Linked DNA regions of Homo sapiens: all the other regions are linked to region 3. A link is a loop called in an ENCODE intact Hi-C map of the cell type or tissue named here. Cell type or tissue: GM12878. All regions are shown on one strand.

What was found. A loop is a pair of places that touch in the nucleus more often than their neighbours do. Peaks named below come from ENCODE experiments on the same cell type or tissue, not always from the same donor. Only the 100,000 strongest peaks of a DNase experiment are listed, where the experiment ranks them.
Region 1: it touches region 3 in a loop (14-fold over the local background); 6 of 110 quality-filtered maps call a loop at or near these places.
Region 2: a loop joins it to region 3, with 8 times the contacts of the local background. A loop is called at or near these places in 11 of 110 quality-filtered maps.
Region 4: it touches region 3 in a loop (7-fold over the local background); 40 of 110 quality-filtered maps call a loop at or near these places.
Region 5: it touches region 3 in a loop (4-fold over the local background); 11 of 110 quality-filtered maps call a loop at or near these places.
Region 6: it touches region 3 in a loop (5-fold over the local background); 6 of 110 quality-filtered maps call a loop at or near these places.
Region 7: it touches region 3 in a loop (8-fold over the local background); 3 of 110 quality-filtered maps call a loop at or near these places.

The regions. Positions count from the first base shown.
Region 1 is chr6:6,103,414-6,107,413 of GRCh38, forward strand. No RefSeq gene overlaps it. Among named protein-coding and RNA genes, the nearest start is that of MIR5683, 64 kb to the right of the region's middle. In GM12878, a CTCF peak has its summit at 2,404 (motif pointing right); no DNase peak of the experiment used is centred here.
Region 2 is chr6:5,420,484-5,424,483 of GRCh38, forward strand. All of the region lies in intron 3 of FARS2 (phenylalanyl-tRNA synthetase 2, mitochondrial), which reads left to right. Among named protein-coding and RNA genes, the nearest start is that of FARS2-AS1, 36 kb to the right of the region's middle. In GM12878, a CTCF peak has its summit at 2,031 (motif pointing right); a DNase peak (open chromatin) is centred at 2,031.
Region 3 is chr6:6,544,880-6,548,879 of GRCh38, forward strand. The region is part of intron 3 of LY86-AS1 (LY86 antisense RNA 1); the gene reads right to left. Among named protein-coding and RNA genes, the nearest start is that of LY86, 42 kb to the right of the region's middle. RefSeq lists enhancers at 2,124-2,183, 2,264-2,313, 2,404-2,453. In GM12878, a CTCF peak has its summit at 2,355 (motif pointing left); DNase peaks (open chromatin) are centred at 1,662 and 2,322; H3K4me3 peaks cover 1,439 bases; H3K27ac peaks cover 1,635 bases.
Region 4 is chr6:5,469,207-5,473,206 of GRCh38, forward strand. The region is part of intron 4 of FARS2 (phenylalanyl-tRNA synthetase 2, mitochondrial); the gene reads left to right. Among named protein-coding and RNA genes, the nearest start is that of FARS2-AS1, 13 kb to the left of the region's middle. In GM12878, a CTCF peak has its summit at 1,945 (motif pointing right); a DNase peak (open chromatin) is centred at 1,955; H3K4me3 peaks cover 272 bases.
Region 5 is chr6:6,220,760-6,224,759 of GRCh38, forward strand. It overlaps F13A1 (coagulation factor XIII A chain), which reads right to left. Exons shown (of 15, transcript NM_000129.4): 7 at 3,927-4,000; 8 at 1,274-1,412. Among named protein-coding and RNA genes, the nearest start is that of MIR7853, 53 kb to the left of the region's middle. In GM12878, CTCF peaks have their summits at 168 and 1,571; a DNase peak (open chromatin) is centred at 1,586.
Region 6 is chr6:6,493,265-6,497,264 of GRCh38, forward strand. The region is part of intron 3 of LY86-AS1 (LY86 antisense RNA 1); the gene reads right to left. Among named protein-coding and RNA genes, the nearest start is that of LY86, 93 kb to the right of the region's middle. In GM12878, a CTCF peak has its summit at 1,644; a DNase peak (open chromatin) is centred at 1,637.
Region 7 is chr6:6,405,656-6,409,655 of GRCh38, forward strand. The region is part of intron 4 of LY86-AS1 (LY86 antisense RNA 1); the gene reads right to left. Among named protein-coding and RNA genes, the nearest start is that of F13A1, 87 kb to the left of the region's middle. In GM12878, no CTCF peak of the experiment used is centred here; a DNase peak (open chromatin) is centred at 1,826; H3K4me3 peaks cover 627 bases; H3K27ac peaks cover 1,824 bases.

The DNA of each region.
Region 1 (4,000 bases), 440 kb before region 3:
AGTTGGATTGCTCTTGCTTCTTTAATTTTTCTAGTTGTGATGTTAGGTTGTTAATTTGAAATCTTTCTAACTTTTTGATGTGGGCATTTAGTGCTACAAATTTTCCTCCTTACCACTGCTTTAGCTGTATCCCAGAGATTCTGGTATACTGTATCTTTGTTCTTATTAGTTGCAAAAAACTTTTTGATTCCTACCTTAATTTCATTATTTAACCAAAAGTCATTCAGAAGGAGGTTCTTTAATTTTCATGTAATTGCATGGTTTTGAGCAACTTTTTTTAGTCTTAATTTCTATTTCTATTGTGCTGTGGCCTGAGAGTGTGTTTTATATGATTTCAGTTATTTTGCGTTTGCTAAGGATTGTTTTATATCCGATTATGTGGTTGATTTTAGAGTATGTGCCATGCAGCAATAAGAAGAATGTATATATTCTTTTGTATTTGAGTGGAGAATTCTGTGGAGGCCTATCAGATCCATTTGGTTCAATGTTGAGTTCAGGTGCTGAACAACTTTGTTAATTTTCCACCTCAGTGGTCTATCTAGTACTGTCAATGGAATGTTGAAGTCTTCCACTATTATTGTGTGGGAGTCTAAGTCTTTTTGTAAGTATCTAAGAACTTGTTTTATGAATCTGGATGCTTCCGTGTTGGTTGTGTATATATTTAGGATAGTTAGCTCTTCTTGTTGCATTGAACCTTTTATCATTATGTAATGCCCTTTTTTGTCGTTTTTGATTTTTGTTGATTTAAAGTTTGTTTTGTCTGAAATTAGGCAGCAACCCCTGCTTTTGTTTCTGATTTCCATTTGCTTGGTACCTCCATTCCTTTATTTTGAACCTATCGGTGTCATTGTGTGTGAGATTTGTCTCTTAAAGACAGCATACCATTGGGTCTTGCTTATTTATACAGCTTGCTACTCTGTGCCTTTTATTTATTTATTTTTTGAGACGGAGTCTTGGTCTGTCACGCAGGCTGGAGTGTAGTGGTGCGATCTCGGCTCACTGCAACCTCTGCTTTCCAGGATTAAGTGATTTTCCTGACTCAGCCTCCCGAGTAGCTGCGATTACAGGCGTGTACAAACACATCCAGCTAATTTTTATATTTTTAGTATAGAAGGGGTTTCATCATGTTGGCCAGGCTGGTCTCAAACTCCTGATCTCAAGTGATCCACCCACCTCAGCCTCCCAAAGTGCTGGGATTACGGGCGTCAGCCACCGTGACTGGCCTACTCTGTGCCTTTTAAATGGGGCATTTAGCCCACTTACATTCAAGGTTAGTATTGATATGTGTGGATTTTTTCCTGTCATTGTGTTGTTAGCTGGTTACTATGCTGGCTTGTTTGTGTGGTTGCTTTACACTGACCTGTGTACTTAAGTGTGTTTTTGCATTGGCTTGTAAGTCTTTCTACATTTAGTGCCCCTTTTGAGATCTCTTGTATGGCAGGTGTTGTTGTAATTAACTCTCTCAGCATTTGCTTATCTGAAAAATTTCTTATTTCTACTTCTCTGAAGAAGTTCAGTTTGGCTAGATATGAAATTCTTGGTTGAAGATTTTTTTCTTTAAGATTGTTGAATATAGGCCCCCAATCTCTTCTGGCTTGTAGGGTTTCTGCTGAGAGGTCCAACATTAACCTGATGGGGTTTCCTTTGTTGGGAACTTGACCTTTCTCTCTAGCTGGCTTTAACATTCTTTCTTCCATTTCAGCTTTGGAAAATCTGAGTATTATGTATCTTGAGGGTGGCCTTCTTGTGTAGAATCTTGCAGGGGTTTCCTGAATTTGACTATTGGCCTCTCTACTGATGCTGGAGAAGTTTTCATGGATGATATCCTGAGATATGTTTTCCAAGTTGTTTACTTTCTCCCTGTCCCTTTCAGGGATGGCAATGATTCAAAGATTTGGCTTCTTCATATAATTGCATACTTCTTGGAAGTTTTGTTCATTCCTTTTAAATCTTCTTTGCTGTTTTTCTGACTATTTCAGAAAGCCAGTCTTCAATTTCTGAGAATTTTTCCTAAGTTTAATCTACTCTCCTGTTCATACTTGCAATTGCTTTGTAAAATCCTTGTAGTTTGTTTTTCAGCTCTATTAGATCAATTAGGTTATTTTGTATACTGGCCATTTTGTCTGTTAGCTCCCATATAATTTTATTGTGATTCTTGGTTTCCTTAGATTGGGTTTTCCCATTCTCCTAAATCTTGATAATCTTTGTCCCTGTCCATATTCTAAATTCTATTTCTTTCATTTCAGCCAACTCAGCCTGGTTAAGAAACCTTGTTGTAGAACTAGTGCAGTCATTTAGATACATAAGACAGTGTGGCCATTTGAGTTGCTAGAGTTATATTGATTCTTTCTCATCTCTGTTTGTAAGTGTTCCTTTAACTGTTGGGCTGCCTCTGATTGAAGTGGTCAGTAGGGGGCAGGGTGGTTGTGCTGGAGTCCCAGGTTGGAGAAGTGAGGACTGGGACTGTTGCTCTGGGGTGGGGAGTCTCCCCTAGCTCTGTGTTACTCCCAGTTGGGCAATTGTTCTGCCTTGCTTTACTCCTTTCTCCATGGGTTAAGTTGTTTTCTTGATGAAGCCCAAATGCAATGCATGTACCTGAGTGTTTAATTTAAAGGTGCTGTATTTACTTGCCCCTTCTATTTCTCTCTGTGAAAGTGGCACACACTAGGGGCTTCTAGTCAGCCATCTTGGCCACTGCCTCTTAATTTAGTTTCTGATCTTTATTGTTTCCTTCCTCTTCGTACTTTAGATGTAGTCTTTTTTACAGCTTAGTAAGGTTGAAGTTTAGATAATTTAAGACTATTTAAAATTTTTTTGTTTTAATTTTTGTGAGTACATACTAGGTGTATATAATTTTGTGGTACATGAGATGTTTTGTACAGGCAAGCAATGCATAATAATCACATCATGTAAAATGAGGTATCCATTTCCTCAGCATTTTTTGATACAAAAAGTCCATTCATACTCTTTTAGTTATTTTACAATGTAAGATTAAATTATTATAGACTATAGTCACCCTGTTGCGCTATTAAATACTAGGTCTTATTCATTCTTTCTATTTTTTTGGTATCCATTAACAATCCTCACTTTCTCCCCACTCTCCTACTATCCTTTCCACCTTCTGGTAACCATTATTCTACTCTCTATGTCCCTGAGTTCAGTTGTTTTGATTTTTGGGACCCAGAAATAAGAGAAAACATGCAATGTTTGTCTTTCTGTGCCTGGCTTATTTCACTTAACATAATGACCTCCAGTTTCTTCCATGTTGTTGCATTTGACAGAATCTTATCCTTTTTTATGGCTGACTAGGACTCCATTGCGTATAAGTACCGCATTTTCTTTAACCATTCATGTGTTGTGTACACTTAGATTGTTTCCAAACCTTATGTATTGTAAATAGTGCTGCAACAAATATAGAAGTGCAGATATATCTTTGATATACTGATTTCCTTTCTTTTGGATATATACCCAGCAGTAGGATTGCTGGATCAGTAGCTCAGTTTTTAGTTTTTTGGGGAAACTCCAAACCGTGCTCCATGAGGGTTGTACTAATTTATATTCCCACCAGTGTACAAGAGTTTTCTCTTCTCCACATTCTCACCAGCATTTGTTTTTTCCTATCTTTTGGATATAAGCTCTTTTAACTCAGGTGAGATGATATCTCATTGTAGTTTGGTTTGAATTTCCCTGATGATCAATGATAAGAGCACCTTTCCGTATGCCTGTTTGTCATTTGTCTGTCTCCTTTTGAGCAACGTCTATTCAAATTTTTAGTTCATCTTTTGATTGGATTATTCAATTTGTCCTATAGAGTCGTTTGAGCTCCTTATATATTCTGGTTATTATTCCATTGTCGTATGGGTAGTTTGCAAATATTTTCTCCCATTCTGTGAGTTGTCTCTTCACTTTGTTAATTGTATCTTTTGCTGTGCTGAAGCTTTTTAACTTGACGTAATCCCACTTGTCCATTTTTGCTTTGGTTGCTTTTTGCCTAGACCTA
Region 2 (4,000 bases), 1.1 Mb before region 3:
CTGGCATTGGGTAAATACAGCCTTTCCAAATGGGAGAAATTGGCCAAAACAAAGGAGCTACCAGGCCCCATGCAAGTGTGAAATCCAGTGGGGCAGTAAAATCTTAAAGCTCCAGAATGATCTCCTTCAACGCCATGTCTCACATACAGGTCCTGCTGATGCAAGAGGTATGTTCCCATGGTTTTGGGCAGCTCTGCCCCTGTGGCTTTGCAGGGTACAGCCTCCTTCCAAGCTGCTTCCATAGGCTGGTGTTGAGTGTCTGCGGCTTTTCTAGGTGCCTGGTGCAAGCTGTTGACTTCCTTCTGGCACCGTCATGGAGCTTATCCCATCCCAGACTCTGACTTGAAGCTTTTTGCCTCCCTCCTGCCGCAAGCCCACAGTGTGCCATCCTGCAGGAGGCAGGCTCCTGGTTCTTCTTGGTTGTGGACCCCAGACCCATTCTGGGGTCTGGAGGGGTCTGGAGGACGGCGTCCTTCTCACAGCTCCACTAAGTGGTGCCCCAGCAGGGATTCTGTGTGGGGGCTCCTACCCAAAATTTCCCTTCTGCACTGCCCTAGCAGAGGTTCTCCATGAGAACTCCACCCCTACAGCAAACTTCTGCCTGGGCATCCAGGCATTTCCATGCATCTTGTGAAATCTAGGTGGAGGTTCCCAAACCTCAATTCTTGACTTCTGTGTACTCACAGGCTCCACACCACATGGAAGCTGCTAAGGTTTGAGGCCTGCACCCTCCGAAGCCACAGCCCGAGCTCTACATTGACCCCTTTCAGCCACATAACAACTGGGACACAGGGCACCAAGTCCCTAGGCTGCACACAGCATGGGGACCCTGGGCCTGGCTCATGAAACCACTTTTTCCTTGTAGGCCTCCAGGCCTGTGATGAGAAGGGCTGCCACAAAGACCTCTGACATGTCCCAGAGACATTTTCCCCATTGTCTTGGGGATTAACTTTCACCTTCTTGTTACTTATGCCAATTTCTGCAGCCAGTTTGAATTTCTCCTCAGAAAATGGGATTTTCTTTTCTATCGCATTGTCAGCCTACAGATTTTCCAAACTTTTATGCTCTGCTTTCCTTATAAAGCCAAATGCCTTTAACAGCACCCAAGTCACCTCTTGAATGCTTTGCTGCTTAGATATTTCTTCTGCCAGATACTCTAAATCATGTCTCTCAAGTTCAAAGTTCCACAAATCTCTAAAACAGAGGCAAAATGCTGCCAGTCTCTTTGCTAAAACATAACAAAAGTTACTTTGCTCCATTTCCGAACAAGTTCCTCATCTCCATCTGAGACCATCTCAGCCTGGACTTCATTGTCCATATCACTATCAGCTTTTGGTCAAAGCCATTCAACAAGTCTCTAGGGAATTTCAAACTTTCCCACATTTTTCTGTTTTCTTCTGAGCTCTTCAAACTATTCTAACCTCTTCCTGTTACCCAGTTTCAAAGTCACTTCCACATTTTTGGATGTCTTTTCAGCAGCGCCCCACTCTGCTGGCACCAATTTACTGTATTAGTTTGTTTTCACACTGGTGATAAAAACATACCTGAGACTGGGAGGAAAAATAGGCTTAATGGACTCACAGTTTCATATGGCTGGGGAGGCCTCACAATCATGGCAGAAGGTGAAAGGCCCATCTGACATGGTGGCAGACAAGAGAAGAGAGCTTGTGCAGGGAAACTCCTGTTTTTAAACCCGTCAGATCTCATGAGACTTATTCACTATCACGAGAACAGCATGGGAAAACCTGCCCCCATGATTCAGTTACCTCCCACTGGGCCCCTTCCACAATGCGTGGGAATTCAAGATGAGATTTGGGTGGGGACACAGCCAAACCATATCACCTTTTATCTTTCAACTTAGACTATGCCTGTTTGGTTCTCTCTCTCTCTCTCTCTTTTTTTTTTAAATCATAAATGTCACTGTTGTGTGTTAGGAGAACAAGGACACAGACCGTGCCTTCTTGGTCTCATGAGTGTGCTTTGTGTTGGAAGCTGAGTTAATGTGGTGTTGCACTGTCTGCTCCAGTGGAGGGCAGCATGGGGCTGTGCTGTCCCACACACCTGGTTCTGATCCTGGCATTTACTCTCTACTGTAAACTGAGATTAGATACGTGAGCTGTTGCAGTCACATTTCCCTCATCTGCAAAGTGGGAATGAGAGTAACGATTGTTCAGTGTATATGCCAGCCTCACATCAGCGTAAGCATGAAGTGAGAGCAGGCATGGGACGTGTTTAGCACAGTGCCCAGCATATAGTAAATGAACAGTAAATGTCAGTTACCCAGGAACACAATTTAGACATGCTTATTTTTTCATATTTTATTAAAAAGTGAGATGTTTCAGATTATGAGCTGAATTTCATGACATTCAATGAAAAAAAATACCCACTGAGTGTTAATGAGCTGCTAGGTACTGTGTTAGGCTTTTTACACACTTCCCCATGCTGAATTGTCACAGAAACTCTGTGAGATATTCTTATTTTTGACAAAATTGAAGCAGTGCGAGGTTAAGTAACTGGCCTGAGGTCACTCAGCTGCAAGTGATAAAGCTGGGATTTGCTTCTAGATCTGTGCTGGCTCTTAGATCCAGGCTGTCCCCCACCCGACCAGCTTTGTGGAGGCTGGTGTGTGAGCCTTCTGTTTACAATGCCTCTCTGTGTAGCCTGCAGGGATCTGAAGATAGTTTCCTTCGAGAACAGGTTGACGAGGAGGATCGAGGACCAAAGGGCTGTGCTGTGGCTCTGCCTGAGGCCGGGATGCTATTGGACTGTCCCCTCTGCTGCTTGATAGAGAGCACGGGAGTGATCACTTACCCTGGTGCCTCTGAACCCATACCCAGATTTCAGAATGAGGGGCCCATTAAATTGTGCCATACTCCATTTCTCATTTCATTGTGAGGTAGAGAAACGATCATATCATCTTACGATCCAAGCACTAGTCAAAAGGATCCCTGTGTAGAGGAGTCCCAGGGGAACAGTGTGAAACTGCACTTGCACACATTGGTCTTTCTGCCAAGCAGAAGAATAATAGCTGTGGGACCAGTTATACCATTGCCAATGGTGGAGGAAATCGCCTGCCTTTTATTTTTCCCCTATTGCTTTGTGTTTGTCTTAGCAGGAGTCATTGTGGCTGAAATAGTGTTAATATCTTCTGTATGCTTGGGAGGTCCCACACTGGAGGATTTTATTACCCTCTGTGAGAGGGAAGAGGTGGTATTTACCATTAACTTTGTAGTAGGAATGGTTTTATTCCACTTGGCACTCTGCAGCGCTGGACTCCAGGGTACATGGTTGTGTGGACGCATAGGATATATATGGCGCTCTTAAAGAGTCACAGTGGTGGCATTGCCAGGTTTGTAAGGCCCTAGATAGGGATGAAGTGTAGGTCATGAATGACTTCATGCTGCGTGTGAGGTGGGCTTTGGAAACAGAATCAGTATTTGTATTCCCACATGGATGCTTCAGGCCTTAAAAGTGCCTCCTCTTCCTTATGACTGCCAGCCACATTTACTGAGTCCAGAAGACACTCTTTTCTTCTCTTAGGGGAGAGACGAGATGTAAACAGCAAGGGCAAGGAAGGCAGCCCTGGGAATCGTGTCTGTGGGTACTCAACTGTTGCTTTATCTAAGTGGGAGCTGCGTAAGAGGGTCGAGCTGGTGTTCTTTTATCAGCAAAGCCCTGGATCTTTGTCTGGGACCTACACTCTCATTGTATTCTTCCACCAGTTAGTTCTATGGCCTTGGCGCCTGTGGAAAGTATTGAGCTAATGTTAGTGCAAAATATTATACAACACCTATCGAGGGCGTTTTGGCAATATTTATTAAAATCATAAAAGCATTTACTCTTCAACTCAACAGGGTATTTAGTCACAGCATTGCTTTCAGTAGCACAACACTGAATATTCTCCAAGTGTGTATCAGTAAGACTTCTTATATGAATGTGGGCCACATGCAGGAATCTTTGGTAGGAGTAAGAAAAGGACTGAGGGCGTGCTCTATGCATT
Region 3 (4,000 bases):
TTGCTTGAACCCAGGAGGCGGAGGGGCAGAGGTTGCAGTGAGCCCAGATCGCACCATTGCACTCCAGCCTGGGTGACAGAGTGAGACTGTCTCAAAAAAAAAAAAAGAAGAAACCTCTCTCATTTAGCCTTCTATCTAACGATGTTTCTATACTGACCATGTTTAGAAATTAGCAAATAGCATATGGTCTCAACTAAATTAAACACCCACAGGAAAAAAATAGTTTAAGGAAACATACCAAAAGGATTATTATGTATTTAGAATCCGGGTAATATTTAATTTTTGTTTTCATATATTTCCTTATTTTCCAAAAATTGAGAAGAACATCTACTAGTTTCATAATGAAAAATCATATTTTCTAAATGCCTAAACACACAATGTTTAACATAACACTACGTACGCCGTACATGTATAACATACAATTAGGTAAAAATTATCCACATGGAAAACACCTGGATAGAACTCCCCTCCCTCCACACACACACACAAAAATCCCAGTGTTTTCCTCTGCATAGCGATTTCTCTATACATATCTGTAAATTTTCAAATTTTTATGTAATGGAGGAGGGAAGGGGAAACTTTAAAACACCAGTCCCAGAAATATGGCCCACCTGTGTGTGGGTGGTTAAGGAGCACACCTGGAACATTCACACCAGGTTCCCCTGGGAGCCCAGTGTCCTCCCCCACTCCAAAACCACGCCCGGCTACTTCTTGTATTTTTAGTAGAGATGAGGTCTCACCACCTTGGCCAGGCTGGTCTCCAGCTCCTGAGCTCAAATGATCCACCCGCCTCAGCCTCCCAAAGTGTTGGGATTACAGGCGTGAGCCACCGCACCCGGCGGTTCGTTTCATTTTCCTTCACTACCTTTCCTCGCTCACTCCACTGGCTCGTTCTTGGAGCCCCGACTCCTCTACACTGGGTCCCACTACACTGGCCCTTGGTACATACATTCCCACACTGTCAATCAACTCTTTCACCCCCACTCTGCGAGTCCCATCTCCCCAGGAGCCCGCGAGCTCCTGGGACAAGGATGTGACCATCCCCAAGCTCCTTCTCCAGGCTGAGCTGGGGGTGGGGGGGCTTTCCACAAATAAGATTAAACTGAACAGGCGCCCTTCCTCCCTCAGCCTTTCCTGGCCCTCATCCTTGAATTCCCAGCCCCCAGCTTTGCTTGGGAAATCAAAAGACGCCAAAAGGCAAAAAAACAGCTCACTGGGGAGAAAAACCCGAGTCTCCCTCCCAGGTCAGTAATTAGTGCGGCCGGAGGAAGAGCAGCCCCTGGCACAGTCGGGTCCTTAACAGCTCCCGCCCCAGAAGCTGCCTTCGGATGAACAGCCGGGTGAATCGCCATGAAAAATTAATCAGCCTCCGCCTGTCCGCGGCCTAGATGGGCGCAAAGCAGATGACCTGGCAGGAACCAGCCGCAGTGAAGCCACCGCAACCGCAGCCGCAGCCGCGGAGGGGAGGCCGTGCACCCGCCCGCCGGGAGAGCCGCGCGCCTGAGCCGGGCGCACGTGGGAAGTGGGCCACGAGACTGGAGTCCACCGAGATGGAGGCCCCGGCACTCGGGCTCAGGCCTTTGTGCTTAGCACGTACTGTTGGAATCCAGCACGCCCTGCTCCGGCGGGCGCCTCCGATCCTGAAGCGCGCACCTGGGAACTCACGCACCGCCCAGCCGCGAGGGGCTTGGCCTGGCTGAAAGCCACATTATTCTCGAAAACAACCGTGGGAAGCACACGCTGAGCTCCCGGGGCCCCTAGAGTATGCAAAGAGGCCGGCCCTGCGAGACTAAATAAGTCTCTCCCCCTAGGACCTAGTCCCTTGCCACCGGCTCCCGCGGCCACCGCGCAGCCAGAGTGCACCGTCCCTAGGGCTTTGGCGGTGGCCAGAGCCAGCAAGTGCGGCGGCCTGGAGCTGGGGTGGTGAGGGCGGATGGCAGGTTGGAGAAATGCAGCCGAGCCGCAGGTTTCTAGAGGCCTCTACAGCCCCTGCCATCTGGGCACTGCACAGACAGACGCTGCGTGAGACCTGGAGCTCGCCACCTCCATGCGGCGCTGCCAGCCACTCCGCTGCGGGTGCAGGAGCGTTCCATGTCGGGGACTGAGGGACCAGCGCCGGCTCCCCAGTTTCTCTGCATTGTGAAGTCATTTTCTTAAACTCGGGCTTTAAATAACCACCGATGACTTGCCTACGGGCCACGCAGATGCTATACTCTGACCTCGCTGGGATGTGCAGAAGTATTCTACTGTTTTGCTTTTGAATCAAATTAGGGAGTTTAGAGAAGTTTTAGATTCAGGTCAGGCTTTCCCAGGACCTCCAGGCTGTGGACTGTGCTCGAGCTTAGGCCAACAGCGCCATCTGGTGGTTATGATCCGCATGTACCCGCCAATGCCTGCAGACCGGAGAGAGTGATGTAATGGTCCACAATTGTTCCTGAAGCCAGCTCTGCAGCAGGCCAGATGTTATGGGTGTTTTATACCCCAGTTTTTCGTGTAAGTCACTGAGCGAGGGGGTTTCTTCATAGGACGAATGCTATATGCTGTAATGGAAATTCCCCTTTTTGCAATCTATTCTAGAGAGGGTGGATTTGAAGCTAGGGAGACATAGGACATAAAAAATCCAATCTCTTTGACTCCCAGCCTGACTACCTGACTTTACCAGGTCCCACCAAGACAGGATGTGAATGCATGCCTCTTGATTCCAAGAGGATGTGGAACTGTTTTACATTCCTATGCTGTCATGGCCTCCACCAGCTCATGCATTCCTTCAGGACTGAAAGCAGACTCCACACTGCCTGAAAAATTCCCGGGACACTGATCCTCACCAGAGTTGCCCCTCTGTCCCTCAGACGTCCTTTTATTCCCTTACTACCGCAGCCTGTGGCTGGCCTCCCGCCAGGGCGCTCCAGCACCTCGGACCCCTCAGCTGTCTCTCTACTCTTTGCCTCTTACCTTGACTTGCCCAGCACCCTGCAGTTGCTTTTCTGTCTTTACCCCATCTGGCCAAGACTAACTAGAGAATGTCACCAAACTATGCCAATTGGACCAGCTGCAAATTTAGGCTGTGGGACTTCAGATGAGCCCTCACTGCAACTCAGTTTTCAGCATTTGTTGATTCCTGCATTGCAGATATTCCAAATGTTTCCTTCCAATTTTTAGCTCTTGCCCTTACAGTATCTCACAATTTGAGAAACAACTTCTACTTTACAGAGTTGAAGTTGGCCTCATGTGAGTTTCCTCAATGTTGCCTCTTTTGCCCTTAAAATGTTTGTATCACCTTATTTTTTCATTCTACGTTACTTCAACAGGGAAAAATCCTTTGTCTTTCCAAACCAAATGCATCTGCTTTTATCTCTAACATAAAATATGAAGCCCAAACAAAGCAGGAAAAAAAAACTCAAAATAGAAGCAAAAGGAAACTTCAAGAAACTATCATTAACATTCTCAGAAGAATGAATAAAAAATATTGCACACATGAAAAAAGGATGCCACAAGAAAAGGAATATTCAGGAGGTGGAAAAATCCTATTAGAAATTAAAAAATATGATAGCAACAATGAAAGTTTCAAGAGAAGAGTTAGAATAGAAATTTAGTGAAGCCTTCCAGAAAGTACAATAAAAAGGCAAAAGGGCAATTTTTAGAAAGAAGGAAAACTACAACATTAGCCCAAGAGGCCAAGTCAGCTACGTAATTTGAGAGACTCAGTGAAAAATGATGATGTGGAGTTCTCTAAGAATTTTGGCTGGGCGTGGTGGCTCACACCTGTAATTCCAGCACTTTGGGAGGCCGAGGCGGATGGATCACAAGGTCAAGAGATCGAGACCATCCTGGCCAACATGATGAAACACCGTCTCTATTAAAAATACAAAAAATGAGCTGGGCGTGGTAGGATGCGCCTGTAGTCCCAGCTACTCCAGAGGCTGAGGCAGGCGATTCACTTGAACCCAGGAGGCAGAGGTTGCAGTGAGCTGAGATCGCACCACTGCACTCCAGTCTGGTG
Region 4 (4,000 bases), 1.1 Mb before region 3:
CCTGCTGTTTTCCCTCATGCAGCTATCATCACTCACCACTTGCTTGGTCCACCGAGGTTCCTGTCCTGTGCGTTGCTGCACTGCCTTGACCCCACTCGGTTCTCACTACCTCACAGCAGAACCGGCCTGTCTCCCATTGTGCGGAGCCCCGCCCCACACTTCATATCCCTGCTGTGTGTCCTTCAGCGGGTGACAGTAGCTAATCCCTCCGCTGGATACCTTCTTGATTTTCTCTCTAAACAGCTGCAGAGAGCTGAGAAAACTCCTTCTCCCACTGCAGCATGTCATGATCCAGTACTTAGCTGTTAGTTGCCACCCCAGCAAGTCTCAGACCCTCTGCCAGGCTCTGGAATTTAGTTGTGTAGAATGTTCTGTACACTGCCCTCGGCATCTCTTAAAGGAACTGGGTTTCTGTCAGTCAGGATGACTCGCTTCAAGTGTCAATGGATAATGTCTCATGAAAAAATTAAAGGCGATGGAAAAATATGCGGTCATTGCTTCTAAAAAGATAAGGTTTGGATTTGGAGTAGGAAATATATAAGAATGAACAGAGCTTTTACAACTTTTCTTTTTCCTTTAAGGGAGCTAGATTTCTAATCAGTGTTTTTCAATATAGTTTAATGGCTTACTTTGTGGGTTTAGGATTTTGAGGTTCTGCATCTGAATTCTAGTTTTGTCATTTGTCATTTGTGTGCCCTTACACAAGATACTTACCTCTCTGAGTCTCATTCTTCTCATCTCAAAAATAGGAATAATACTGGTACTGACCTTGAAGAGTTGTAAAAATTAAAAAGTGATGGATGCAGAGCACTTAGAATAGTTTCTGACACAATAAAACTTCAATGAGTAGTAGACTTCATTATTATCTATTTTATTATTAATATTATTGTTCACAACACCATTCCAAAAGGAGTTAATTTTTGATAAAGAAGCAGAATTTCTTTAATACAGTTGGCCCTCCATACCTGCAGGTTCTGCATCCGCAGACTCAACCAAGTGTGGATCAAAAATATTCAGGAAAAAAAATGCAAGTAAAAAACAATACAGTATAGCAACTATTTACATAGCATTTACATGGTATTATGTTTTATAAGTAGACGTAGAGATGATTTAAAGTGTACAAGAGAATGCGCATAGATTATATGCAAATACTATGCCATTTTATATGAGGGACTTGAGCATCTTCAGGTTTTGGTATTTGCAGGGTGTCCTGGAACCAGTCCCCTGCAGATATTGAGGGATGACTATACACTACCCAATTTCAGCTCTACACCAAACTCGTATTTCCAGATGTATACATGTTAAGTATCATCATTACATAATGGAAAAAAGAATAAGAGTAATATTCAGATCATTTTATTTTCTCCTCTGTAATTTTTTATTAGAATAACTAGTAACTATATGTAAGGCTCAAAGTGGATTTGTTCCGTATAGTTTGTGTAGTTCTGTATAGCGCATGGGACTGGGTTTGTTGCTACTAAACTGAAAAACAAAGTTGGAATCTAAGTCCTGTGTTTATTAAAAATTCCAAGAAAAACAAGGCTTTCTTTTTCATCTAACTTTTCTAGAAAATAGACAAATCAATGAGATCCTATAAGTATCATTGTCCTGGAAGAAGGTGAGTGGAAAGTAAAGAGACTCAATTTTTTTATCTTTTTAATATGTGTTCATGATACAAAATTGAGCACTCTGAATTTTCGCAGACCTTTCTCCCTTTGCTGTATTAACCTCAAGTACCTTTGAATAGTCTTGGTACAGGTATATTCTATTTATAACAGCCAGTCTATTATCTGGTTCTCTTCCTCTTCCTGTGTTCCTTTCTTCCTGCTCTTACTGATCAGAAAAGGCTTTCTAAGCTAGAGTGTGAGAGTTACATGTTAACAATAAGTGAACCCCACTGAGGGGTTTCAGCCACTGAGAGACTGACCCAGAAGCAGCAGTAGAGGGCGCTCGGCCCCTCATTTCATAATAGTGGAGCCTGCACCAAACGTCTTTCATTTGAGGAGCTAAAAATGAATTGCACGTATTAATTAAGTCTTGCCGAGGCCTTGTTAGTGATCCGGTGCTAAGCGCCTAAAATAAGTAGATCTTATTTTAATCTTGGGGAAACTGGGTATAAGAGGGAATTTCCTGAGACTCCATAGCAAGAGTCAGAATTTCAGCAAAAACCCAGGAATCCTTCTCTTACCTTTTCTTGCTCTGGCTAATATCCCAACTAGCCCTTCATTTACGAAGAACCAAAGGGAAACTCCAGGACTTTTAATTTCCTCTTGAATAATTCCTTTAATGAAGGACATATGAGATTTTTGCTTGAAGTAAATGTTACCAGCAACACTGTACCACCTATTTTAAAATTAATCCCTTTTGTTAGATAGCTATTCTAGTGGCTCTTTGCTTTTAACCAACAAAGGCCCTTAAGAAAAGGAAAATGAAAAATAAATAGCAGTCCTGGAATCCTATTGCCTAGTGTAGGCAGATCATATTCTGTATGATCTTGTTGGCTCATATTATGTGGTGATTAGAGCTGGGCTTCAATCAGCTGGATGATTCCCCAAGGCAGGGTCTTGTCCCACCAGTGCACATGGTGCGCCCCGTCTGACACCAGGGCGACTTGAGAATTGAGCCCAGGGAAGCTGCAGTGTGGTGCAGCAGATGCGTACTGGTGGTTGCCATGGAGATCGCTAATACTGCTGAAACCCAAAGAAAGGGCATTTGCCACAGCTCAGGAGCCTGCCTGAAAATGAATGAGAAACAAGTGGAATTCAGAATAGTCCCCCAGCTCCTTATCCCACATGGAGTTTTAATTTCCTTTTCTCCTCCTCTTCCTCTTCCTTTTTCAAAGAATAGATTGAAAACAAGGCTGTGTTATAAAGCATGCTCAGCCCCCTCCGACCTCATTGCTGCCTGACATATCCCTGGAATAGATGTATATTAATGACGACGCATGACTAATAGGATTGGGGCTGGGGGCTGGTGTAGTGGTGCTTCTGGAGCCTGTGGGCCGCATGTCACTGGGGTTTAGCAGGCACGCTGGGATTTGTCTGCAGCATATGCGCTGCTGTTAATGATTGAAAAATTACCACAACAATTAGTCATGGATCGCTGAAGGCAGGGCCCCCAAATGTGATGGACAATGTGATTAAATCCATGTATGTGACAATTAACTCTCCTGCAGGTTTATCCACCAAGGAGGGTGCCCTAGGGGTGAGAGCAAAGGGGAATGAGAAGGAGGAAAAATGGGAAAACAAAAAGGAGCAGGAGAGAATAATGCTGCAGAATGGATCAGATACAGCTGGCACTATTGGTTTTAATCTGATCCTGAATTAATCACGGTTTGATTAATCCTGGTTTTATTGCACCTTTCTGTTGCCCATTTATTTATATCTTCCTTAATTTTATAGAAGCATGACTGATTAAATTCTGCCCATTCTGTGTTTTTTAAATTTTAAAATCAGGTCTCTCCATTTAATGTGATGTCCTAGGTGGTCCAAGGTGCAATTATCTCGTAAGAGCTTAGCAGGCACCAGACATAGCATGTCATGAATCCCCTTATGTATCACAGCTGAGTAACCCAGAATAAATATTTGTTTGCTCAATATTCTGCCTAAGTAAAAAGAAGCCTTGTGATGTCAGTCTGCTTGTTTATTTGGGTGGAAGAAATAAGAATACACACCCCCGCAACTTTGTTAAATACAGAGAGCACACATTCAGTATATGTCACACACAAAATTTTGTGCATAAAGAAAAAGTGTGTTAATATTTGGATGAAGTATCTGCAAATATATATTCATGGCCTAAAAGGGTAATGTTTGCAGTCCATAGATATGTTCATACGTGGAATTATTTTTAACCAGTTTGTATTGTTCTTGTTTTGTTCTCGTTTAGATGTTACTTTTGGTGTTATCTATATTTGCATACCAAACACTACATTTAAATAATGCCAAGGAGGTTGTGACACGAATCAGCACAAGCAAAACCTCATGCTTTGTAACTCACGCAT
Region 5 (4,000 bases), 320 kb before region 3:
TTCAATTTACAGAGACAAGGTTTTGTCTTACACGTGCCCTCCAGCTTACTATGGCTCAGCTCATTCCCTTCCAATGAACCGAACTATTTTTAATTCATGGTAGCACTTTGCTACTCATTCAGCAATTTCATTTCAACATTCTCCAATGAATGTGTGCCCCTACTGGTGAGTTAATACTGCTGCTACAACTGTGATCCATTCCTGTAACATGAAGTTCAGGCACTTCTAACTTTTAGTTTTGCTTAAAATGAACTTGTAACTTCCTACCATCCCCATTTGGATGCTTGTATAACAGAAAGTGTTTTAGCTTTATTATTTGTGCATGAGACTCATTTTTGGCTTAGAAGTTCTACCTAGCTCAATGCCTGACCACAGAGGAACTTATGCCCCAATTTCCTCCCACACAGACCTTGATAAAAATTCTTCCTACTTAAACTCTTAGGATTTTTTTCGTTTCTTCTTAGTGTATTGATTTGGACTTAGGGGGTCTCAAGGAAAAATGGAATTTCCCTGGGATCTTAAGTTCCCTCTAGCCAGCTTGTAACAAAGCTGTTCAGGGCAGTGAGAGAACCCCACAGCTGGTTTTGGGGAACAATTTCAGCTTTACTCCCATTTCTATATCTCAATGAAAGGTGACAATATAATCAAGGAGAATCTCATCTTTACATTCGAAAAGAAAACCTATACTGCTGAAGTCATTTAAAAGGTTGTGGTTAATGGTCAGAAGCATTTGGGTTTATTCCCAGCTCAACAGATGTATGACCGTGAGCAAGCCTTTTTGGGCCTCAGTTTCCTCATTTGTAAATGGCGATATTAATAACATCCACCTGATACAACTAAAAAGAACTGGATAAGATCATGCATACACCAAGACCGATGCATAGTAAATACTAAATAAATGTTAGCTCTATTAGTCCCAGGGCACTGACCCAGAGAACGCTTGGCTCCAATACTTCTGCTATTAACTGTAATATTAATATATCAAGGTAGAGAGGAACTAGTATAGGCATATGCAGCAGCTAAAACTATGACCTTTTTTTGGTGGTTGCTATTATAAGGAATGATTGATTTTTATCACTAGGAACCCAAACTGTCTCTTCAGTAACATTTCTAATCATTTGCTAGAACATTCTTTGACAATCAGAGTTTTCTGCCTGTGCTGTTGAATGGTCCTCAAAATAGAACAGAAACATCAGATTGAGTCTATCTTGTGGTAAATGTGTAACATTACTATAATGTGACATCAGCCAATGCCATTGTCAATCAAACTCACCACACTGAATCCTTGGTGAGTTTGGAATTCACGTTCCCATCTTCTTCCAGGAAGATGTCCATTTGCAAATTGGCATCATTATCATGGGCAGAGAAATAATTGGTAACAATTCTTGCTGGTATTCCAAGGCATCGTAAAACTACAGGAAAGGACAGACCACAGCTAAACACATCACCAGCATTTAATAAACACAGAGTGAAAAAACCCTTCTTGTAGGGGACTTTCTTCCTGACCCAACATGAAAAGCCCTTTGGACATGTTATTCTCAAATGTTCCATGCTGGAAAAGGGTGGTCATTCAACCCCATGGGGGCGGTAGAGAGAAATCTTGCTGTGTGATCCTTCAGAATTGCAGCTGGTGTCAGGTGAAGCCAACTAGAGTAGAATCCCAACAGGGTTCTAATTGTTTCGTTTCTAAGCGTTTGATCATCAACGTAGTATTATTTTAGTCCCATGAATGGGACTATGTTCCCGAAAATACAATTTTAAAAACCCACTAATAGGAAGTTAGGAATTTACAGAGTAGGTCCTTGGTGGAATTTGCTGTCTTGGCCAGAATTTGCTCCTGTGACATGCATTGGTGGGTGACACCACAGATTCATTTTAGTTCATTTTAATAGATAACAAATTATCTGAATACCTTTCTTGCCATATGTACCTACTGATTAAACTTAATCCAAATGCCCTCCCTGCCTCCCAGGACACCAGACATCAGGGCTCATTGAAAATAATTCAGCTGACAATTTTAAGATTAATGACTTGGCTTGCCTTTTTATTTTCTCCTTCAGAATAGTTTAGCATTTTTAACCAAAGACTACCCACCTCCTTCAACAGAACAACCTTGGAAGTCCAAACTGGAGTCTGGTAGAGATTCAAGGGTCCCCCTCCTTAAAGGACTTGATCTTAATGCCCCAAACAACAGTGGCAGCTGCCACGGGCCTCCCGTTCCCATTTTCCTTTCTTGATTTTCAGCCCTGTTCACCCAGGGTCTTATCAATAAAACGATTGCCACTCTCATTCTGTTTCTGGCTGAACACTAATTCACATTATCCCAGACACGACTTGGTCAAGACTCTGCCTTACTCATAATTTCAAGAAAGTGAGGCTTGACTTTAGGGCACCTGTTCCTCCTTCCCCCAATTTCCATCTTCAGGTTTACTCTCGTTGTGACTTCCCCACTGTGTGTTTCTGCCTTTTCTTGATTTACCGCCAAAGCCTGTTTTCAGGCATAGATTGGATAACCTTTTTATGCCAAAGACACGAACGGATGTAAGGTGTTCACTATTTTATCTTGTTGTGAGCCGGAAGGAATTACACTGGGATAGTGAAATTGTAGGCATGGGGAGAACTTGGGTCCTTTCTGTCTTCTAAAATCATTTCACAAGAGTGGTTGCCTCTGTTGGGCATCTTTTACCTTGTCTTGGTTTGGGAGCCTCGAGGGATGGGATGACCTCCAACCTTTAACCTACCATGAAGTTCCGGCTTCTATCTGGAACTTCAGAGACCAGTGCTTCTAGGGGACTATACTTTTGATTTTCATTGCTCCCAAGAAATATGTATTCCTTCTTCCCTGGGTTATATTTAAATGGCTAAGAAAATAATCTTATCCTGTTTGATACTATGGGAAAATAAAACAAAACAAAACTCATGACTTTTTTTTTTTAAATTTAGATCACCAAGTCTTAGACTGTTGAGACTTTGAGCTAAAACAAATAGGTTTTGTAATCATTTTTTTAAATGACCTCCCTCCAGCCTCCAACCCCTCCCTTTGTTTTTGATTTAAAAAATGTTAGCTAGGTAAAAATTCTTTATTAATGAGCAGGCAGAAAGGACACCCCAACTTGAGCTTAATGTTTCTCCAAGGCTGTAGAAATGACTTGTGAATGAAAATCATTACCAGTGATGAAGACATACTGAAATAAATGTATTTTTAAAAATATTCACTGAATTAATTGTAATATCGTCTGGGTCTAGAGAGGCAAATGCCTCTGAAAAATGATGCATGACACTGAAGAGAATAATTCTGTTCTCATATGCTTTCCTCTACAGATTGGATGTTGGGTGGATTAAAAACCAGAGGGGAAACTGGAGAGGGAAAGATTGTTCATTATGTTCTGATCTCTAATTGCTCAGGGGCATTGAGAAATGTGGAAAAATGAATATGAGACCACCTGCTATAATACCTTCCATAACTGGGATAAAAATTAAGTGTATATATTTATAAAATTCTCAATAATAAATAAATACGCATATTTATACAACTTCTCAATGATAAATAAGCAATATATATCTTTTGTTATTTATTATTTTAGTTTTAACTGTTTTAGTTTTTTTAAAATGTGGTGGCTGAAAAGAAAATGGCTTTTTTCTCTATATTTTTACTGTAACCCTCTATTTCTTCGGGTGTTAAGTGATGGATTACACAGGATATAGTCTATCATTCTTTCTATAAAGATTCTGCAGTCAAAGAGAAACTATGAGCATATTTGGCCCACTACAATTTAATTATGCATTGACTACATCCCAGAATGGCTCACCCATAAATTCTATAGTGTCAACAGGGGCTGCTATGTCTCTTTGTTAGGTTATAGAAAAAATGTCTTAGAGTGAAGTTTCCTTTATATTAAAAAGAAATTACTCAGTTGGATACTTACATGTGTTAAAGACACCAGCAAAAACCCAGCATTGGCCATACCGGACTGGATTCTCAGAGCTCCGGTATTCCAAT
Region 6 (4,000 bases), 52 kb before region 3:
AAACATTTAGATTGTTTTCATGAACTATATAAAAGTAAATCGATCCATAAAAGGAGAATAAATAAAGAATTTAAACCACTTTCTTGCCAAAGAACCTTTAAAAAGGAAATATGTTGTTTTTAACAATTCCAAAATAGTCAATAGAATGTTTAGAAATAGTTGATAAAACTACTTTGTTTAGAACTCAATTTTCAAATTGAATCTATTTCTTTAATTAAAAAAACAAATTTACAAAAAAAGATAAAGTGGTAATAAAGGCTGAGATTGGCTGTATATTCAGCAAATGAACCTCCTCAAATCATAACTGCTACATCCATTTCACGACGACTAATGATGGCCACAGCCATTTGTGTTTGTATCATCATCCAGACTGATGACTAAGACAGGCAAAATGAACAGATCATCCATGGCCATTCATTGGACAAGTGTGCAGCTCTGCCTCATAAATAAGATCTACTGTCATTTTTTTCCTAATTGTATAAGCAATACATGGCCACTTCCCAAAACTGAAAAAACAAGGAAAATCACAAAGCAAAGAAGATTCAAGCTGTCGATAATTTCGCCTATAGTCCAAACTACTTAGAGGCTGAAGCAGGAGGATAGCTTGAACCCAGGAGTTCAAGGCTACAGTGCGCTATGGTAGTGCCACTGTACTCCAGCCTGGGCAACCAGCAAGACCCTCTCTCTGAAATTATAATAATAATACTAACAACAGATTCACATTTCAAAGTACTCATTGTTAACATTGTAGAGAATGCATTTCCATATTTTTCCAGTTCTTAATAAAAGATATAAATATAAATAATGTACAGCTATAAGTAAATAATATAAAATGTAAATAAAGTAAATATAAAACCCTATAATATGATTTCATTTTCTTTTATTATAGTCTCTAATTACTGGTCAAGTATATCTTTTCAATTTTTTCTCTGTTTTTGTTTTTTGTTTATTTTTGTTTGGTTGGTTTTTTTTTTTTTTTTTTTTTTTGAGACAAGATCTCACTCTGTCACCCAGAATGGAGTGCAGTGGTGTGATCTCGGCTCACCACAACTTCCGCCTGCCAGGTTCAAGCAAGTCTCCTGCCTCATCCTCCTGAGTAGTTGGGGTTACAGGCGCATGCCACTCCCGCCCAGCTATTTTTTGTATTTTTAGTAGAGACAGGGTGGTTTCAGTATGTTGGCCAGGCTGGTCTCAAACTCCTGATGTCAAATGATCCACCTGCCTCGGCCTCCCAAAGTACTGGGATTACAGGCATGAGCCACTGCGTCCGGCCCCATTTTTCTGTTTTAAAATCAGTGAAATTCCTTTTCTAATGTTTAAAGTAATTTAGTCTGCTGACCCTAACTGAAGATAAAAACTGAAAAATTAAACAACCAAACCCCACACCAACCTTCTATAAATTTTCCTTGTTATTTGAGGCCCCAGGATCTTTGCTTGTGCCCTTCCCTCCACATGAAATGCTCCCTCCTTCTGCTCATCTGCCTACAAACTCCTGGCTTTTGGTAGAGGGCACTTAACTACTTAGTTCCACGTGTTTTCCTTAAAGAGGAAGGACTTAGACGTCATTCCCAGGAGGGAATACCTCTTTCTCCCCTAACTCAGTGCTCCTGAGGTACAAGGCAAGAATATACAGCATTAGGGCGCCCCCTTGCTCCGGTGGACAGCCATGCTAGAGCTCATGGTTTCATGGGACCTCCTTCTTCTGGGCTGTTTTGCACTTGCCATGGGGAGGCCGGCTGTAGTCACACCTCTGGCTAGGTGAATATTCACTCTGCAGACTCAGTTACTCTCTTGCAGTAAACCGCAGGTCTTCACATGGACAGGAGGACTGCAAAGGCCAGAAGTTCCAAGTTTCATTCTTCAAACTTGCTTAAGTCGTTTAAAGTCTTAAGTGGGTATTTCAACACCTATCTAACTTCTACATGTAATTCTCAGGGTTCAGAACTGGGGCAGAACCCAAAAGTCTTCCTTGGACCACATCTGTCATAACAGAATTAACCTTTTATACATACATTTTATAGCACCGAATCATATTTGTTCACATGGCATATCCCATTTGAGTCTAAGGCCTCCTTAAGGCAGAATATTGAGACTTACTTGTCTCTTCATTTCCATAAATCATTCTATTCCTATTATGCTATTTCCTAGCATAATATCTGGCATATAGGAACACTTAGTAAAAAATCTGTTAAATGAGAAGATCGCAAATTGTTGGCAGTGTCACATATTTGTAAACAATCAGACAAATTTTTATCCAAAAAGTTTCCCTACAAATAATAGATTCTTATAATGATAAGATGTCCCTAGAACAGTGATTCTCACATGTTTCAGAATCATCTGGAGCAGAGAACACCTGCTGGGCCACCCCTGAGTTTCTGGTTAGTCGTTTTAGGCCCTAGACTTTACATTTCTAACAAGCTCTCAGGTGATATTGATGCACCGGTCTGGGAACCACACTTTGAAAACTACTATCCTAGAACAATCATTCTCAAACGATTATCAGAATCACTTCTGTTACAGTTGCCCCAGTACATTTCTAAAAAATAAAAAAAAATTTAAAAAGAATTACCTCTGTTTTGCTAAATTTCCACATATTGCTATGATATTCCGACCTGGAAAGGTGGATGCAGAAATCAAATATTTCATACATGACTCTGTGATAGCAAATCCATCCAAAGACAGATAATTGGAAATCACTGGACTTGGGCCGCACTCACAAGCTAACTTTGGAATGACATGTAAAAAAGAATTTCCTGGCCATATCTTCTGTGACTCATTCTGTAACTGTGAATTATTGAGTAACTAACAATTTTCTGGGGAAATCTACTCCAAGATACCGTATGGTGTCTTGGTTTGGGCTAAACTTCACTATTTAATTCCTGATTTTATCATGCCCTATAGGACTGTTCTTCTGATCTGATCAGGATACAGCAAGTCTCAGGACAGCAATCTCTTCACCAACAACTATTAATTAGACACCCACTAAGGGAAAACCACCATGGAAGCTCCAAAGTGGAGAGAAAGAAGCAAAATATTTAGCTGTCTGGAAATATCAGTTGGCTGTAAAGATAGAAAATAGATACATTTTTTAAAAAGATATTTCTAATAACAAACAATAGTTACCCAAAGATTGGTGAAGAAAAGAAAAACTAAAATAACTTTGAGGAAGAGAAGGATGGATTTCTCAAAGCTAGAGAAGTAAAGAAAAACCATTTGAAGAAGAAGAAGGAACTGTAGAGTTATATCGGAAGACAGAATTGAAGAGGCAAGATCCTACCTAGAATAAAGTTCCAAAGAGAGCTTGAGACCCAAGCCAATTATAGAAGGACAGGTCTAGTGATAGAAGTAGGACATCTTGACTTCCATAAAAACAACAAGGGCACCTCTGTCAATTAGCTACTGGCTCTCTTCTGCAGATGACATTGCTCTGGAATAGTATGAGTCTGATTCCTCAGTACCATCTGGCATTTTCTGACTAAGAGCAGCTCTTGTGCTGAAATGCAAAAATGGTAGTAGTTAAAATAGCACAGAGAAAATGGTGGCCTGTGTTTATCGACATGTCTTAGCGTATAGGAGTCAATAACTACTAGATGTTATAGAAAACACATTCATTTTGATGAGCCCTGAGGCCCTGGAATACCTTTCTCCAGTAGGTGATAAAATTGCTGATTGTTGTCTTTGGGAGAAGTTAAAGTGGAAATTAAATGGGCCCATGAAGAATAATAGCCCTTTTGATTTCTTTTTGGACGAGGCATGTGTGTTACTGCCTATGCCTTCACTTGATGTAGCAAACACTAATGATGATATCACGGTGTTCCTTAGTTATTGAAAACCATGTGAAACATTCTAAAATAATTCTGTAAAGTAATCTTCTATTTATCTCATCATGTAAATGTGGCACCACACCTGAAATCAGAAATAGAAAATATTGAAAATTTTGAAATCAAATGTAGCATGCCCTGAGATGAGACACGATTGTTACAGTATCCGCACTAGTGAC
Region 7 (4,000 bases), 140 kb before region 3:
CTGTCATTTCTTTCACCATAGTGGAATTTAAGTCATGTTTTTCAGAAGCCAACTCTAAATTAAAATCACTATAAAGTCACCAACAAAAACCAAAGATAATATGGTCAAGATCTTCTTTTCTGTTTGCTTTAAGGATTTGTTCTATTTTAGAGTTCTCAAATAGTGGGGAATATTTTCTTAACAAAAGGGCTCAATCTTACTGCCATAAATACATGAATAGAGGAGAAAAGCCTCCAAGTGAGAACTGAAAGGTACAATCCCCACATTAAGGGGGGTGATTTTTTATTCTGTTTATAAATGGACTCAAATTTCATGACTTAATTTTACTTTTCTTAAAACTAAAAATAAATTCACTGGAACCTCAGAGTAGCAGAAATATCCTAAGTTAAAAATTCTAAAATTACTTCAAAGGCTTTGGGGTTCATGAAAAGAAGTTCCATTCTCAAAACTCTGAAAATGGTTCAGTTTATTCCCAAGGCCTGCTCAGGAATGAAGTGAGAGCTGAATCTGTTTTATTTTCAAGACTAAAAACATATCCAATTTTATTGAGTTTATTGCACAATTAGGCTGCAGATTTGAGGAGCCAAAATAAGAAAATTACAAATCATGTTTTGTACCTCACCCAAACTAGATGACATTTCTCCAAATTAATCAGCTACCCCATAAAGGATACTAACATGAGATCTGCAGAGACTTTCTTCATGCCAAAATATTATGGTGACTTTGTATCTAAACAACAGCCATTTCCAAGAAATGCTGAAGACAGCATGTTTCAAAGGCCAGGATCTTTCACCTGTATCCCAGCGCTTATTTTCCTATGTCCTGAATACACTTAGGTTGCTGGCTTTGGCTCCATTCTGATTTCTCATACACTGTTTTCTCTCTGTTCCTAAAACATTGTGTCATCATTTGTTGTGAACAGTTGGAGAAACATACAAAAGAGGCCTCCAGGCAAAGCTCTTTCCAAAGTGAGAGGAGCTGCTGAAAGATCTTGACTGGTCTACAATGTCAAAAAAGAAAAAAAAAATGACAAAGCCAAAGTTCCCCATCAACCTAAAGAGAGGATTACTTTAGAACTCATTGCATTGGCAGGACAAAGTACTTCATATGGTCTCTCAATTCTCTCTAACATCTTCCAAACCTCTTCACTGACTCTCATCCAGATACTTGCCATCACTCTCCTGCAGTGAATCCCAAGCTCTTGGCAGCATTGTAGGAATGACTCTGTTTGGCAAGCTTTCGTTGCAGTGGGCAAGTGCCACATATAAACTTCATGTGGAAATATGCACAAATACCTAACAGCGGGCATTCAAACACACTTGTTTGAAGATGCTAAGCTTCTTATAATACTTTCTTCTTTTGCATCATAAGAGAAAACATTCATCATGTGTCAGGGGGCAGGGGGTAAAAAGAGAGAGAAACACAAAATGAATCAGATATTCTCCATGTAAGCATTGATAGTCGCTTGGCCAACCTAGCAAAACATTAAAGCAAGAGCATCTGGTCTTGGTTATCCTCTGCTTTTCCCTTGAGAGTCTTCTTCCTTCAACAGGCATCTGTTTATCTCTGCCTCCCATCCTCCACTTTCTAAGTTCTCCAAACATGAAGCTGGTACTGTTTCCTGTGTTGCATTTCACTATTGGGAACCTGACGTTCCAGTTTTTCCCTCCTTCTCACCTAAACTGTCCTGCATTTCATTTCCTCAGAGCTTTGCTCTGTTCTGCTCTGCTCTCTCCAAACTGAATGATTCTTTCTGGCTCATGTGTAGATACAAGCTGTCTACACTTTGCAAAGTTCTCTCATGCATGAATTTCAGTTACCACAGTTACCACCAGTTCCCCCCAACAACATAGTTCCAATTTCCGTTACCACAGTACACTAACTCTGAGTAAATGCATGAAGTACAAACTTCACTGTTAGCTCTTCAATCCACAGATCACCACGCAATAACAGATGTACATCATGATCAGAGACCAACTACATCACTTCCTTCACATTCCCCCAGTGACTGGTCACTGTGCATCTGTTATCAGTTGATGCACAGACAGAAAAGCTGTGGTTGTGTTGCCTCCTTGGCTCCCAGTGGTAAACATACATGACGTTTTATAAAAATGAATACTCAAAAGAGGGAATTAGTTAATAAACATGACAGTCTAGTAAAAAACAAAAATGATAATGGTGAAAGTGAAATTCACATTGAAAGTAAATGGAGTTATAGGAAAAACAGCTGACTGTGGAGATGTGAACCTTGTGTCTATTGGAAAGACTCTAGATAGGCAGCCAGAGGAACTTAAGGAAGGTGAATTTATACACAAGAATTAGGAAGGCAGCAACAAGGAAAAGATTGAAAGTTAAGGTAAGATGTCTGAGAGAAAGACACATCAGCAAAAAAAAAAAAATCATATTGAAGGAATTGAAAGATGTTTCATGGCATTGAAAGTTCAAAGGATAAAATGTTGGAAGCTGATCCAAACTTAGAAAGGAGTGTGACATTCTGCCAAGGCATAGAAACTATGTTTGCTCCATAGAGTAAGGTTTATGACAAAAAGAAGGCAAGCACTCTTCAAACTACTCTTGGTAAGTTTTTTACAAAAAATAAAACTCCTGAATGCTCCATGTTTCTAATGACTTAAATTAGACTGCACTAAATAAATATTAGTTTTACTATATTTTTCGGTTTTCTGTATATTTATACCCATAGTAAGAGCGTTTTTCATATTATGGAAAAAAATTGAAAAACCACAAAGCAATCGTAATGATTATGAACATGGTTTTGCAGGGTAGCAGAGCTGTTTTTATTGTCCCACACACCATGCAGATCAGGGACTGACAGTCTATGCTCAACAACAGGATAACACCACGACCGCTCTTTGATAGAATAGATACATGTTAAAAGCTCTTCGTTAAAAGTATTACATAAGCAATAATTGTGCCTCTCCAACTCTAAGTGAAAACAGCCATCACACTATTTTAATTGAGTTAAGCAGGACTATATACAGTCATGTGCTACTCCATGGTATTGCAAGCAGTGACAGGCTACATACATGACAGTGGTCCCATAAGATTATAATACCATATTTTCATTGTACGTTTTCTATGTTTAGATATGTTTAGAGATACAAATACTTATAATTGTGTTACAATTGCCTACAGTATTCAGTACAGTAACCTCCTGTAAAAGTTTGTAGCTGAGGAGCAATAGGCTCTACCATATGCCCTAGGTGTGTAGTAGGCTATACCATCTAGGCGTGTGTGAAGGCACTCTGTGATGTTCGCACAATAATGAAATCACCTAATAATGGATTTCTCAGAACATATCCCTGTCATTGAGTGATGCAAGACTGTATATTCTAATTGATATCTATTCTAGCCCTCCAGCTTCATTTCTCTGCTACTCACTCTCCTTTTCTCTTCAGACTTGCTGGCGTTTTTTAAAAAATATATTAAATATTTTGGATAGACAAAACATATAAAGAGTATTAAAATTAACTGCCTACTACACTCCCCTGCTTAAAACAACAATTTTTACAATATGGCTGAAGCCCCTGTGTTCCCCTCTCAGATTGCACCCCCCACATCATTCCTCACCACCACCAACACCTCTGATCCCAGATTCTATGTTAATCATTCCCATTGTTTTGTTGCTCCTATTTGTTGGCATATCATGAGCACTCACACGCTTTTCCCGATCCTGGACCCTTTCATGCCTCCCCAGCACTGCTGCTGTTTCCTTTAGCACAAATCCCCTCCTCTGCTCCGCAGCCCTGCCCACCACGGTTCCCTGCTACTTTATTTCAGGTGAGAACTACATTTCGTCATCACCTTCTCGGAGAGAAGGGACCTGGGACCTCCCTCACTGGGTCAGCTCCTGTATTGCAAGTTCTCATAGCACCTGGCCCCTCCCCTTTGCACTGGGCATTTCAGATGTGGTTTTGCATTCATTTGTGTGATTCCTCCATAAGCGGATGTCTCCACACTGCTCCTGAGGGCAAGAACCAGG